Regions from separate parts of the Homo sapiens genome. Here region 1 is linked to region 2. A link is a loop called in an ENCODE intact Hi-C map of the cell type or tissue named here. Cell type or tissue: mammary epithelial cell. All regions are shown on one strand.

Region 1 (2,500 bases), 240 kb before region 2:
ACTCCAGCCTCCTGAACTCTCATTTCTTTGACAGCACCACAAGCTCTCTTGTCTCAGAGTCTGCACACATGCCTAGAATTTCCATCTCTCACTCCCTTTGCTTATCATAAACTTCGCCACCACTGGCATGAGTAAGTGAGCATTCTACTCCCCCAGTTAATCTTTTTCTACACCATTTTGTTTCTTAGTCTGTCCCATCAGACCGTAATTTCAATGAGAATAATGAATCTAGCACAGTACCTGACACATTTTAGAAAATAAGTATTTGCTTAATAAATGAATGGTGATGGGAATCGTCCTCCACAAAGCCGAACAACATCTATTATTGTGCATGGGTGGGGTTGCCTCTTAAAAGTTATTATTTATTGCCCACACTGGAAGAAAAAAAAAAAAAACAGCCGAGCCCAAACCCTAGTTTGTGCAAGTGGCGTTAGGAACTTAATCCAAACCCGAAGAAGGAAGACTCCTGCGAATCCCACACCCAACATCCATCTACAGTGAGAAAGGCGCTGTTGGCCTCCAGTGCCCGCCCCCCACCCCGCCCCCCTCCGCGCCCCCAATGCTCCGCAGTCTTCCACCTCCGTTGGAGCACTCACGTCTCTGGCGCTGGGTGCAGGTGAGGCCCGGGACGAGGAGGGAAGAGCAGCCTCGACAGAGAGTCCTCTTCACCGAGGGATCCCTGGGGGCGGAGGAGGATAGTGGTCTGGCGCCCGCGCTCCCTCTCGCGTTCCTCCCGCGTCCCGCCCGCCGCCCGCCCCGTGGCTGTCTCACCGCCGCAAGACGAGCCGCTTCGCAATGGTCCTCTCAGTGTAGCAGTAAAACCTCGCCAGCGCCTGGTTCTCGGGGTCCTGGGCAAGGACACAATGGGCGGCCTGCGGGAGGGGAGCAGTCACTCTGGGACGCCGAGCACCGTCCCCGTGGGGCCCTTGTCGCAGACTCACCTGGTACAGGAAGTTGAGCCTCTGGAAGGCCTCGCGGTCCTTCACCGGCCCCGCCATCACCGCCGCGCTCCAGGGCCTCCCGCAGCCCCACCCCTCGCACAGCCCCGCCCGGGCGTCCGCGCGAGGCCTCCTGGGAAACGTAGTCCCCGCGCCCTCGGGAGCCTCCCGGAGGCCTCACAAACTCATCGGTTTCTAAACACAACCCCAGCAATCCATGCCCAGGGTCCCTTTATGAATTTTCAGTGCTTTTGTCTTCCTCAAGCTCATGACCAATTATATCACCTAGAGACCTAGTGGAGCAGGTGAGGATCTTAAATCGGCCATTTTCAGGACAGAAGGCTGGTCTCTTTATGTAGCTACGTTGGGGAGATGGTTATGTGCAATTTATACCCAGCTAGAGCTTCTGCCCTACTCTCCTGAGGTCCGAGGCAGATGCCTGTAAGATCTACAGACGGAAGGCACAGAGGTAATACATTAAAAAAAAGCACTGGTGCCAGTGGGGGTGAAAGTGGGAAGGATCATGAGGGTGCTGGAGGGAGGGAAAAGGACTCCCGGTCCTCAGAAAGCACAGTTTACTCCTACTATTCCACCTACCAAAGAAACACACTTCCTGTTATGCAGTGCTGGACACACAGTAGGTGATCCTCACTTTCTGAGTGAATGGTTTCTAACTCCTAGGCTTAGGTACAGCACAGAAATCTGTCAACAGCATCCCCTGCCCCTGAAACTTCACCCCACTCCCCACACTGACATTCACCTCACACCCCTCCCTCTGACCTCTTCTATCTTCCAGTTCTTCTGTCTGGTGTCCTGTGACTCATAGTGACTATCAGTTACTGAAGTCAGAAGCAGAGGGACATGAATTGGAGGGGTAGAAGATCAATGAACCCTGAGATGGGGAGGGCAGCATAAGTCAGGAGAGGATGACTTCTCTCCAATTTCAGACCCAGTGCCAGGCGGGGACAGACAAGCAGGGCTCCAGCTGGGAGGAAGGACATGGCTGAAACCTCCTCTGGAACTAGTTTCACAAGGGTTTTCGGACTCAAATGAGAGTGGTGTGTTTAAAATGTAGATGTAGGCTGGGCACGGTGGCTCACACCTGTAATCCTAGCACTTTGAGTGGCTGAGGCAGGTAGATTACTTGAGTTCAGGAGTTCGAGACCAGCCTGTCCAACATGGCAAAACCCTGTCTCCACTAAAATTAGCCGGGTGTGGTGGTGCATGGCTATAGTCCATAGTAATCCCAGCTACTCTGGAGGCTGAGGCAGGAGAATTGCTTGAACCTGGGAGGCGGAGGTTGCAGTGAGCTGAGATCACCACTGTACTCCAGCCTGGGCGACAGAACGAGACTCTGTCTCATAAATAAAATGTAGATGTCCGGCCCACCCCAGACCTTGACTAACCACTAAGGGTGAGACCCAGGAACATGCATGTCTAACACCCAGTGATTCTTACACATCAGTACAAGGCTGTCACCAAATTACCACACAACACAGAGATCACTTCAGTGGATCCTTTGTTCCATATTATTTTAACCAACCAAAGTATCTTGCCACAAA
Region 2 (2,500 bases):
ATGCTTAGTATCCCAGGCCCCAGAAAGCCCTATAAGCCAGTAGAGAACCACACTCTTGTTGTCACTGAGACAACCTGAAAGGTTTCCACACTTCCCCCTGGGTGGGGAATGGGTCCCACTGAGAACCATTGACTGTTCTGATTGATGATGGCAGGGTGCTTGTTTTTGTTTTTAATTTGCAGCTTCTGGTTATCAAGACCAAATAGGTTTTCTCTCCCCAATTTTTAGGGGGCTTGTTACAGAAAAATAATCATAAAATGAACAAAACCTCAGAGCCCGGGTCATCTTCTGCAGGTAAGAGTCCTGTCTCTGAATACTAAGGGACCTCTAAGTCTACAGGTGGTCAAAATGCTGTATCCACCCAATTCCACTAAATGGAATAAATGAATAAATGAATGAATTCATTTATTCCATTTCCTCAGTTCCTCCCCAAATTACACCTCTGCCAGGAAACAGAGGGCGCTCCGACTTGTTCAGGTGTACTTTCTTGAGTTTCACCTCCATCCCTCCTGCTGTATGTAGAGCTCAGCTGTGCTGTCTGGCAATGGAGGATTGCTGCCGAGGTGCTCCCGCTGACCTCTTTTCTCCTTTCCTTCTCCCGCAAAGGCGGCAGAACTACATCGGGGCCACCAAATCACCACTCTTCAGCCCCATCCCACTCCCTGTTTCGGGCCTCGTCTGCTGGGAAAGTCACTTTTCCAGTATGTCTCCTGGCCTCTTATGATGAGATTTCTGGTCAAGGAGCGAGCTCTCAGGATACGAAGACATTTGACGTTGCGCTGTCCGAGGAGCTCCATGCGGCACTGAGTGAGTGGCTGACAGCGATCCGGGCTTGGTTTTGTGAGGTTCCTTCAAGCTAAGCCAGCTCAGAGAACACGGGGAGCGGTGGTGCTACACGGACTTCGGAGCATAGAGTGGCGCTGAGTGAGTGGCTGAGACCGACCACGGTTCTTGACTTAGTGGAATTGGGTCGAAGGAGTGGAGAATGGGAGGGCTCGGGCTACTGAGAGTGGAGATGGGGGCGGGGGTGGTGGTGAAGAGAGTTGGAGAAGGAATGGACGAATTCTTGAGCAAAAGGAGGGGAAGAGACAATCTCCAGCCACCCGCCCCACGCTTGACTTCTTATCACTTTGGCTGTGGTGCCGCCTAGTGGAAAAAGGAAGTCCCTGCAGCAGTCCCCGCACTCTTTAAGCAGCTGTTTACCGAAGGCACCAGTTCAGCCAGGAGTGAAATCCGGAGAGGAGCAACGCCAGCCTGGGTCACAGTCCATCAAACCCCATGAGCCCGACCACTCTCGCTCTTCCTTACATTCCCACGTCCCCCTTCTCTCCCAACCCCTCATATCAGCAAGGGAAATTAATTAATGAGATTTGATAAATCAGTAGATAGAATGAGGTCCCCATTCTGAAATATTTAGCAGACTGGAACCACCACGCAAGCCTCTGTAGGGGGTGGATGGAGACACTTCTAACTTTAATAAACTGCGACTGAACGTGGAATCCTAGTAAAAGTGTATGTGTGTGTGGCGGGGGATGACTATTCCTCCTTTTGTATTCCAACACTTTCACTCATCCCTGTGTTTGAGGAACTCCACTTTAGAAAATTACTGGCCCTCAGAAAGTCTGAGCCTTGACCCTCTTATACTAGACTCAATTCTTGTCTTAGACATGGGAATTAGGGGCCACGGGAAATGGACAAGGAAGAGATGGTCTCATCTTCGGGTGTTGAAATGATCTCACCACCACCACCAATGAAGAACTTCTCTCTGCGCCCACAGAACAACACATTGTGAAATTTAGGGATTAACTTTGAGGAGGAGGAGGCGGTGCCGGGCCTAAGACTTCTCTGGGGACCACAAAGGCTGTGACTGGGAAGAGAAAGCCTCTCTGGCGGCATCGAGCGGGGCGGGTGGTGGGACGGGGGTATCAGAGGAAGGTAGGGGGTTTGGACAACTTGACCCGGGGTTGGCCACCTCTTTCTCCTCATCTTCACACAGCCCCTGTGACACTGGACGCAGCCTCGGCCCACCCGGATCTCATCCTTTCCCAGGATGAGATAGTGACGCTGAACCTCGCATCCCAGGGCGGTTCGCAGAAGCGGGGCAACCCCCGACGCTTCTACAGGTTCCGCTGAGTGCTGGGCTCGCTGGGCCTTTGCTCCGGCCGCGGCGCCTGGGAGGCGGAGCTCCAACGGCCCGGGGGCGGGGCCTGCGTGCCGGGGCTTGGCCTTGGAGCTGGTTCCCAGGCGGGGCTTCCTGGAGGTGGAGCCCTTGACCGGCTTCGTGGAGCTGCACAGCAGCGGCTCCCAGTGCCAGGCGCTCATCGAGAGCGGTTCCCGGGAGGATCTCCCGATCTGTCCGAACAAAGTGGGCGTCCGCTTGGATTACTAGGGCGGAGAGGTAGTCTTCTACGACGCCACCTCGAGGACCCACATCTACACTTTCCATGCCTCCTTTCCGGGGCAGATCTCCTTTTTCCAGCTTCTGTTTTCCGGCACCCGG

The links. Hi-C counts contacts between places; a loop is a spot of excess contacts. Peaks named below come from ENCODE experiments on the same cell type or tissue, not always from the same donor. Only the 100,000 strongest peaks of a DNase experiment are listed, where the experiment ranks them.
Region 1: it touches region 2 in a loop (6-fold over the local background); 4 of 110 quality-filtered maps call a loop at or near these places.

Annotation. Positions count from the first base shown.
Region 1 is chr6:30,343,670-30,346,169 of GRCh38, reverse strand. It overlaps TRIM39 (tripartite motif containing 39), which reads right to left. Exons shown (of 8, transcript NM_001369521.2): 8 at 2,441-2,500. TRIM39-RPP21 (TRIM39-RPP21 readthrough) reads right to left here. Exons shown (of 10, transcript NM_001199119.1): 7 at 772-872; 8 at 597-679. RPP21 (ribonuclease P subunit p21) reads right to left here and starts at 1,014. Exons shown (of 5, transcript NM_024839.4): 1 at 942-1,014; 2 at 772-872; 3 at 597-679. The coding sequence starts at 998. In mammary epithelial cell, no CTCF peak of the experiment used is centred here; a DNase peak (open chromatin) is centred at 999; H3K4me3 peaks cover 1,037 bases; H3K27ac peaks cover 394 bases.
Region 2 is chr6:30,101,896-30,104,395 of GRCh38, reverse strand. It overlaps TRIM31 (tripartite motif containing 31), which reads left to right. Exons shown (of 9, transcript NM_007028.5): 8 at 229-294; 9 at 607-1,499. The coding sequence ends at 860. Among named protein-coding and RNA genes, the nearest start is that of TRIM31-AS1, 2.1 kb to the left of the region's middle. RefSeq lists an enhancer at 1,481-1,980. In mammary epithelial cell, CTCF peaks have their summits at 1,144 (motif pointing left) and 2,301 (motif pointing right); DNase peaks (open chromatin) are centred at 1,155, 1,785 and 2,255; H3K4me3 peaks cover 1,179 bases.